Linked DNA regions of Mus musculus: region 1 is linked to region 2. The links are chromatin loops, found by intact Hi-C in ENCODE. Cell type or tissue: heart. All regions are shown on one strand.

Region 1 (5,000 bases), 65 kb after region 2:
CCCTGGCGTTCCCCTGTACTGAGGCATATAAAGTTTGCACCACCTATGGGCCTCTCTTTCCAGTGATGGCCGCCTAGGCCATCTTCTGACACATATGCAGCTAGAGACACGAGCTCTGGGGGTACTGGTTAGTTCATATTGTAGTTCCACCTATAGGGTTGCAGATCCCTGTAGCTCCTTGGGTACTTTCTCTAGCTCCTCCATTGGGGGCATTTAACTCCTCCCCCCAAAACAAATGCCAAATGAGTTCTGACTTTCTGTAAGAATACAAAAGTTAAAATACAAAGAAAACTAAACCATAGCCACACTTAACACAGTAGCTGTTTATGGTTTTTTTGTTTTTGTGTTTTTGTTTTCTGTTTTTAACTGAATAGTGCTATAAAGTCCACATTACAGAATCACTGAACGCCTATTAACACAATAACCCAGAATCTCACTTGTTTTCTAGGAACAAAAGGGAAGGCTAACAGGATAGACAGGTTATTGATTTTATGGCTTACTGTATAATGGTATGGTTATAGGTAACAGACTTTTCACAATCTAACTCTCTTTCCATTGATAAGCAATGTGATCCTAGCCATAATCCCTTGAAGATTCTGGAAAACAAGGACTGGCTAGCTTCACAGAAATAACTAGGACATAGACCTTTCTATTTGTTTGATGGTTTTCTGCCTTCTCATGGCAACCTCACTCAGAACAAAACTGCTATCCCAGAGCTCACACATGAAGTGTAAAAAAGGCAAAGAGACCTTACAACTAACATTTCACTGCTGTGTTGGCAATAATCCTTTGGGATGTAGGCACTAACACTCTACACGTAAGTAAACCAAAGATCAGAGATGTAACCATTAGAAAGTGGACTTTCATTTAAGAAAGCTGCTGGAGATTAAATCCAAGGCCCCACACATGCAAGCATTCTATCTTTGCTTTTTATACCAAGTTTCATTATATAGTCCCAGGCTGGCCATTAACTAGCTATGCAAACTAAGCAGACCCCAAACTCATAGTACTCGGATACATGCTACTACAGAAGGGGATAAGTTGCTGAAAAGTCCATTGGTTCACAACGTTGAGACTATCTGTTCATTCTTATACAACAAAGAGCTTTTGAGGGAAAGATCTTATTAGCCTAGGCTGACCTTGAACTAACTACTCCTACCTCTACGTCTCATGTGCTATATTAGGTTCATGCTATTATGTCCACCTGAAAAACAAAGACAGAAAGGAAAAAGAAAATTGGCTTTGCTTACCCTAGTATTCTATTTACATAAATAAACTGTTCCATTAAGGTGGTCTCGTTTTCTTAGAAGCATGTATATGTAATTTATTCCCTCTGTTGGTGAGTCACACTCCTCATTATCAAGTTCAACCACTGTTCTGGCCCATAGCCCATGGCAAGCTTGTGAGAACTGGAGGACTACCCCACGTCTTCTACCATAGGACAGTCACTTCTCAGCTTGGGCCAGCTGCTGGGTCACTGCAGCACACCCTTCTACTACTCATGCTATACACCAGACTATGAAGCAGAACTATTACACAACTGTAGATTGGGAGTTAGCATAACAGGTGAACAAAGCAGTCCATCTCTGACTTTAGAAATAAATATTTAAAACATATTTTTACAAATACGTATTCTATCTGCATCAGAAAGACATGAGCAATAAATAAGCCATCTGGAAACATCTATCTGTAAGCTTAGGTACATCTATGCTGTCTGAATTGGCAGCCTAAGCACGCGACAACCACAAGTGCTGAAGCAAGCAAGCACCTTGTATTTTCTGGACGTACATGGTCCACACACGCAGAAGGTGCAAACATTTTTTTGAATAGCCACTATGTATTTCTGATTCTTATGTATTGGCATACACAAGGTACTTCCTACAATTATTCTTAAGTCAATGGGAAAGAGCATTTAGTTTTATATCTCTATTACATCTCTTTATTTGGCTACTAGCCAGAAAATTGAAATATACTTTCCAAATCTTTAAATTTCCAAGCAAGTCTTTAGTCTGACATAGAGCAGAATTAGAGATGTCCTTGTGGGTTGCTACAGAAGCAATGTGATTCAAACATGCTTAATAAATAGTCTGATTACCCTAGGTGAAGATTATTGTAAATATTTTGAGTTAATTAATCCTTTCCTTAATGTTACCACAGCCTCTTGTAGTGTTTATATTGTAGCTTTACACGCTCATTAAAGTAATTTATAACCATGCCTAACTTCTTACTAGATTGTGACTTTTCCAGGATTTTGGGAAAAGTGACACACAAAATAGAAAAAAAAAATAGAAAATTAAATAGAAAACTAAATTATAAAATTATTCTAGGAGGTCCCCTGCACATATATAGCAGATGTGTAGCTTGGTCTTCATGTGGGTCCCCAACAACTGGAGCAAGGGCTTACCCTGACTCTGTTGCCTGCCTGTGGATCCTGTTCCCCTAACTGGGCTGTCTTGTCTGGCCTCAGTGGGAGAGGATAGGCCTAGTCCTGCAGTGACTGGAGGTGCCAGGGTGGGTTGGTATCCAGAGGGGTCCTCCCCAGTCTCAGAGATGAAGGGGAGGAGAAAGTAAATGGAGGAGCCATGAGGGGGAACTGGGAGGAAGGGAGCACTGTAAAGTAAATAAATTAATTAATTAGTGGGGGAAAAAAGAAACTATTCCAGGGAAAACATCAAGGGCTGGAAAAAAGCAAGCAGTTGGGATGGTAAGCAAGAGGCTGAGGGCATCTAAAGAGATTAGAGTGCTCTGAGGCCAGCTGCATGGCGATGGGATGTCTAATTATAAACACATCCCATGGAGGGGCGATTCATGGGAAGCAAGTGTCCTTCAGCACCATGTTCTGAGCCCCGGTCTGGCCTCTGAGATTTCCTTTTTGTAAGAGCCACTGGGCAGTAGCTGGAACAAGTCCAAACAGACAGCTGTGATATGCACAAGCTCTGGAAAGATGCTCCGTCCACTTCCTTCAGAATGCTGTCCTTCACTGACCTTTACAAGCTAACCATGAGAAAACAGGCTTTCAATGACACACAAAGATCCCTAGAGTAGAAATCAAATTCTCATGACAATATGAAGGAAACTCTAAACCCTTAAGTAAGGGCTGCAATTTGTTTTCATATTAAATTCACATTCACAGAACTATAAAAGGTATTATAAAAATATATTTCTATAACTACTGCAGCAAGAAACCAAAGTTTCCTGATGAGGTCAATAGGTGGCTTAGGAGTATCTGTGTGTGGATAACTTTTAAAAATAATGACAGTTAGGATCTAGGTGAGCAGTGTGTATAAAATGTAGATTTTACAGGGTCTCATGTGGCTCAGGCTGGGTTTGAATTCACTATGTAGAAAAAAATGACCTTGAACTGCTGACCCTCCTGCCAAGAGGGCACTAACCAGGTCATCCAGCTAAAACATAGACCTTTAGGACCATGACCTGAGCAGGCAGGTTAAAAGATTCTAATGTGATAGCAAAATCAGTTTCACTTCAGAGCCACTAACGAATACGAATTAGTAATACTGGTTTTAAGTTGCTAGGTAAATCATGAACTTAAAAACACAACTACTATACGAACCATATCTTGAAATGAGGGGTAGAAAAATTTAATTTTATAGGCCAAAAGTGTGGCTTAATGATAAGAGTACTTGTTTAGCATGCTTAAGGTTCTGTTTTGATTCCCTACAAAACTGAAAATGCAAGGACAATAACAAAAGCAAAATCAAATTTCAGTGTGCACTAAGGTGAGCTAACATTTCAACTCCAAAGGAGACTAAGCATTTAGGCAGCTGGAGACAGAGCTGTGAGATGGTAGCACCTGCCTAGCAGGTGCCTAGGCTGGATGCCAATACCCAAAGTAAAAGCAGGGAAGGAAGAACAGGCCAGGGAGGCTTATGAAATGCAATTATGAGGAGAGTGCAGAAAAGACAGGGGGACTTGATACTAGCACGTGATTTTAATTACACAATGTTCTCCTCAGGATGTGACCTAGAGTTTCCTAGAGACTACTCCTCTCATCACCCTAGGACAGTGTTGTGGTCTGAGCATGAAACGGCTCCTATAGGCTCATGCGTTTGTACACTTGGCCCCCAGCTTGCTGAAAGAAGTGGGGCACTGGGGAGGCCCAACTTCTTGTTTGTTCTCTGCTTCCTGCATGGTGATGATGCTATGTGACCAGTGAGCCCGTGGCTCCTGTCACCTGGCCTTCCCTCCATGCTGCCATGTCTTCCCTACAATGATGAAACTATAAGCCAGACAAATAAACCTTTTTCACTTAAGCTGCTACTTACAGGGTATTAACAAAGCAATGGGAAAGAAACCAAGACTCATAGTCAAGGGAGACCATCCTAGTTTCACTGGAACAAAGACCAGCCAGTCAGAAATGAAGGGTAAGTCAGGCAGCTCCAGAAAGCCCACTCAGTATCAGGCAGGACTTGGTAAGTTATGATTTCAAAACACAGAACCCAAAAGAGTAACTAATACTTCCCATTAGAAATGGCAGTACTACTGTGCTCTTCGTTACTGTCTCAACTCTCCGACTCCTTTTACTAACAGCTTCGTCTGTAAACAGCAGCATGCACTGGTAAGGGGATAGGAAGGATTAGGTACAAGGCAAAACAGTCCGAAGTCCAGAGTGACCACAGCTCTGATCTTCAATACCTAGAATTAATAACTGAGGAGCCTGGAGTGCTTTGGAAGCCTCTGAATTTTCAAATGGCATTGTTACAATGTGTATGACCCAGTCTTGTCAAAACAGAGGCAGGTGGTCACTCTCTGCTTTAGTAGGAACTGTCATCTTGAATACTTCCTCAGTCAGGACATTCCTTTTTCCTTTGCTTCACACTATTCTTTGTATCTTTCTTTTTTAAAATGATGCCCTATTTCTTTATACCATGAGATGAGGATGTAACTTATTCATTACTGGAGCTCACATTCAAATGCTGCTCTCTGGGTAGTATGCTCTCACATCTATAGACATTTAAGTACTGCTCCTTTTTGGGTAGAGC
Region 2 (5,000 bases):
TGCTGGGAATCCAGAAGCCATGGTGTTGTGTCTTCTTGCCAACCAGGCTCTTGTGTCTGCCTGGTTATGGTGTCTTGCTATCTGTTCCATTGGCTGCTCCTTGCTGTGAGGCTCTCAGCTCACTATGCAGGGCCTACGGCTTCCCATGGCTTTCCCCAAGCTTGTTTGCTTTCCTTTCTTCACCACGCCCAAGCATCTGGATTAACTGTGCTTGGGTCTCGATTTCTTTATGTCTCCACACCAGAATGGAAGTTCCTGGTGGGCAGGAACTTCTCTGCTTATGCTCACAGTTACGCTGAGGGCCTGAAAACATTCTGGCCAAAGTGTGTATTCACTAAATCCTTTCTAGAATGTTACTGTTTGGTCTGTGTTGCTGGGGCCACAGCATGCTGAGCTGACCACATCCCTAGGGAATGTAATGAATTAGTTATGCTGACTGAACTGGAGGCTCCTTCTTTAGCACTCTCTGCTTTGTCTGTGGGGCAGACTTCTGTCCAGACCTCTCTTCTTGCTGTCCTAACATCTTTTTTTTTGGGGGGGGGGCAGGGGCGAGTTCTCTACATAGCCCTGAATGTCCTGGAACTTGTTATGTAGACTACTCTGGCCTTGAATTCAGAAGTGTCCCCCCCCCCCCCCGCCACCCTCCACCCCCGCTCCTGCCAAGTGCTGGCATAAAAGGCATGTGCTACAACATCCAGTGCTCTCCTAACACTTTTAAGCTTTTAATTTTCCTCTCGTCACAAAGCACTGTGCACTTTCTGCTTGCCTGCTTCCTCCCATCCTGCACCAGGAGCTTTAGTTAGCAGGAATTTAGTGAGTCTGTCTGTGAGTCTCTGATACAGAGCTATAGTTTTTTGCTAGTGAGCCTTTGATTTGTGTGTATTTTAAGACTTTATGTATCCCACACTGGCCTCCAATTTACTAAATAGTCAAGGCTGGCCTTGAACCCCGCCTTCCTTCCCCCCCCCCAGACTTCCTCCTTCTAAACCCTGGGATTACAGGCATACGTTACCACACCTGATATATGTAGGACTGGAGCACAGGATTTCTGCATGCTAGGCAAGCACACTGCCACCTGAGTCACTTCCCCAACTCTGTTCCAAATTTACTTGTGTGGGGCTGTGCCAGTTGAGTTCATCAGGAATCTGAATATGTGACTGACATACAGGCATCAAAGCTCAGGCTTGTTGACTATGGCCAAACTCGTGGATTTCAAAGCCATTCATATGTTAAAAACCAAATTTAAAAAATGCAAGTGACTGAAGAATGGAGCCTTTGCGATTGTGGTTGGTACACTCATTAGTCACGGTTCTTGAAAGGAACAGAGCTGGTAGAAAACGTGGGCTTTGTTAGGTTGACTTCCAGGGTGTCTGAAGGGGTCTCTGCGAACACCTTATCCAGCAGATGTCATGATCCAAGAGAGGCAAAAAAGGCAATTTAGTTCAGCCCGACTCAGTAGCCAGTGATGCTTCAAACTTCAAAAGTCCAACCTGGAAGAGTTTATTTTAGGCACATTTAAACACAGCACAGTTTGGCAAAGAGTTTCCTGGTGATAATTAACTCAATCCCATGTGTACCACAAAAGCTTAAGACATGACTATGTCAAAACTTTCTGTAAAGGACAAGTGACAGCTTCCATAAAAATGGATCCTATAGATTAACTGAGGAAATAAACTCAAGTTAAGAGCCCTGGGGAGGATCTGGTGTGGTCTCTGTCACACAGGGAATGAAAAGGTCACAAGGCTATTAACCACATCTGCTCCTAGTCTTCTGGTCAGAAAACAGGTTACATGGCTCCCTTTGAAGAGAGAACCCGCATGTTTAACATTCCTGGTTCTGCTGGCATTTATCTGTGAGCACAAGGATTTCCATGCCACCTAAGAAGTCCAACAAAGACTATCTCACACCGGCAAGGTTGAAAATCCAGTAGTTGCTCGATCCACAGGGCTGGAAGTATCAGCAGTCCCAGTCTGGCGCTAGCTGGTTTTCAGTCTATACACTGGAAGCTCAAAGAAGTTGGTTCTCATATCGGCAAAGGAATGCCACAGCGGTAGGATGGTGAACTTGCCATCATGAGTGAAGGCAAGCAGGTTAAAAGCAAAGCTTCCTTCTTCAGTGTCCTTTCATCTGGGCCACCACCAGAAGGCGCTACCAGCATTAAGGGTGTGTCTTCCTCCTTCAAGTAACCCCTTACAAGGGATCCCAGCATGTTGTGTTCTAGTTAATTCCAGATTCAATCAAGTTGACAACCAAGATTCGTCACCACAGTTGGTCATGGCACAGGGACTCCCAGCATTCTTATGGGCCCTTTCCTTAAGTGTATCTGTGTCATCCTACCTAAGCCCACATTTACTTGAAAAATGGAAAGAGTGTGGTGTCCTGTGCCACTTGGGGTGAGTGCAGAGTTGTGGTCTCAGCTCCTGATCATCTCTATACTCACCTAGTTTCAGCTCCAGTCCTGAGCTTGGTAAACTTGCCTCGTTGCTGGGGAGGGCATCTACCTCTTCCTGTCTATGTGTGACTTAGTGACATGGCCTCGTTCTCGTCACATCTTGTCACCTCTCCTCTACACATCAGTTTACTAGCTATGACACCAGACACGTGAGATTGCAGGACGCAGGTCACTCGGTGATCTGATGTAACACCATCCCTAGGATTCTATTTTAATTGGGAAAGAAAATCAGCCATGGAGCCAATTATCATTTTTCCTGTGTCCTAAACTCCATGCATCCTGTAGGAGCTGAGAAGGATGAATAAGAGAAATGTCTTTATCTTTGAAGCGACACTACTCTGCAGGCCAACAGAAGACAAGCATCGGTGATTTCAGACTCACCACCGGTAGCCATGGCTACCATGGTAAAGATGGGAAGGTTGACTACAAACTAGTTAATAACTGAGGAGGAGCAAGGCAGAGTGGAGCTGCAAGAACAGGAGACCGGAGAAAAAGGCTGCCTGAGACAAAAGTATGAGAGGGGCTGGAGAAATGGCTCTGTGTTTAAGAGAACCAAGGTTCACTTCCCACTACCCATAGCCACACCATCTGACATGCCAGTTAGTTCTGGATCTGATTCTCTTTTCTGGCCTCTGCGGGCACTATTCATGCCTGTAAACATGTAGGCAAAACAGTCATACACATTAAATGAACAAATTAATTCATTACAAATGATGAGATATGCTCTTTCTCTCTCTCTCTCTCTCCCTGGTGGATATGGCTCAAGATGCGAGTGCTCAATTGTTCCTTCACTGTGTTATCATGGACTCTAACTCTCTGAAGCTGCAAGCCCAGTTAAACACTTCCTTGTAGAAGTTGCCTTGGTCATGGTGCTTTATCACGGCAGCAGAAAAGAAATGCATACAGTTAGAATTCTTCAGTTGTAAGAATAGAATTCATAGGAGGTTATACAGCTGGCCCTGCTCAAGCTGCTTTCACTGGGTCAGCTGGTCTCCTGTAGCCTGTCTGGACGCAGCAGGCAAAACTAGGAAAGGGCAAACCGAAAGGTTCACACGTAGCCCCTCACTTCTGTCCTATTCTCCAACTGCCACACTCCCTATAGAAAGTCCGTAGGTTCCTCCCGTCCTTGCGAGCACCTCTTCCCCACAGGAGAGGGTTCACCCTTCGATGTTTTGAAAGAAGTAGTATCCATTTTCTGTTGAGGTCAGTCTGGACATTTGCTGCCTCCTGTGTCTTTAATCTGCTTCAGAAATCTAACAAATATACTGTGATAAATCAACATGACCCAAAACAACCTGGGGAGAAAGGGCTTATTTGTACTGTATACACTTGGACACCACAGTTCATCACCGAGGGAAGCCAGGGCAGGAACTCAAACAGGACAGGGACCTGGACACAGGAAGGGGCCTTGGCGGAGTGTGGCTTACTTGTTCGCCTCCATGGCTTAGCCGACCTGCTTTTTTTTTTAGCACCTAGTGCTACCTCCCTGAGCTCTGACCCTCTTGCCTTTGCCTTCTGAGTGGAAACTATTGTGCCAGCTGTAAATCTAATTTTAAAAATTAAACGAATTAATATTATGATTGCCAGGTGTGTGTGTGCATGACCTGTTTGTGCGCTTGTGTGGAATTCGAAGGACAGTTTGGTAGACTTGGCTCTTTCACCTTCCACCTTCACTGGTGTCTGGGCATGGAGCTCAGGTCACCAGGCTTGGCCAGATGACCTTTTACCCACTGAGTCACCTCACAGGTTTGTAAAGCTATTCTTTTATTCAGAACAATTTTATTCAGAAAAGGCTACTATATTAAGCCTGTACCCAAACATAATATTTTGAAAAAAGAAGGGAATGTGTCTGGGACAGAACATTTCCTCTTCTTACACGTTGTGTATTGGGTATGTCTGTCCCCAATTACAGAGTCCCTGGGGCCTCAGAACTTTCCACAGTCCTATTGGTCTCTATGACAATGCACCTGGTGAATTCAGAGGAAACACAGGTGTCAGGTGGAACAGGCGCCAGGCAATGCTGGGGGAGTGTTGTTGGCTACAGAACCACCTAGGTACTCCATGAGCAACTATACCTGAACGTTGCTTTGCAGCCAGGCTGCCTGAGTTCCCACCTCTCTAGGAAACTTCTAGAGGACCCCGCCAGCTCTGGATGCAGCAGGGGTCCTGGTGTCTGTGGCTAGGCAGGGAATTGGCAACTCCCTCTGGGACTCCACTTCCGATGATGCTTAAGCCTCCTGCGCTCTAAAAGGGCACAACTCAGGCGGGGAGCATCCGATCCAGACATCTCCTGGCCTCATGCAGCCCTTCAGCATCCCTGTCCAAATCACGCTACAGGGTGGCCGGAGGCGCCAAGGGAGGTAAGTTCCCCACCTGAATCTCCCATCAGTGTGCCTCCTGCTAATCAAGGCCAGTGTGGCTACAATGCGGCATGCTGAAAGCTGAGTTTGGTAGGTGCTTTGAGGAGGCCAGCTTGCAATGCCTCCCAGGTACCCCTACCACCCACCTCTACCCCACCCCCACCTTTGGTTGCTGTTTTGAGACAGGC

What was found. Hi-C counts contacts between places; a loop is a spot of excess contacts. Peaks named below come from ENCODE experiments on the same cell type or tissue, not always from the same donor. Only the 100,000 strongest peaks of a DNase experiment are listed, where the experiment ranks them.
Region 1: a loop joins it to region 2, with 1.8 times the contacts of the local background. A loop is called at or near these places in 2 of 42 quality-filtered maps.

What each region holds. Positions count from the first base shown.
Region 1 is chr3:32,426,972-32,431,971 of GRCm38, reverse strand. The region is part of intron 1 of Pik3ca (phosphatidylinositol-4,5-bisphosphate 3-kinase catalytic subunit alpha); the gene reads right to left. Among named protein-coding and RNA genes, the nearest start is that of Pik3ca, 32 kb to the right of the region's middle. In heart, no CTCF peak of the experiment used is centred here; DNase peaks (open chromatin) are centred at 1,421, 2,421 and 2,891; H3K27ac peaks cover 1,072 bases.
Region 2 is chr3:32,491,720-32,496,719 of GRCm38, reverse strand. Kcnmb3 (potassium large conductance calcium-activated channel, subfamily M, beta member 3) reads left to right here and starts at 4,751. Exons shown (of 4, transcript NM_001195074.1): 1 at 4,751-4,812. The coding sequence starts at 4,751. In heart, a CTCF peak has its summit at 2,140 (motif pointing right); no DNase peak of the experiment used is centred here.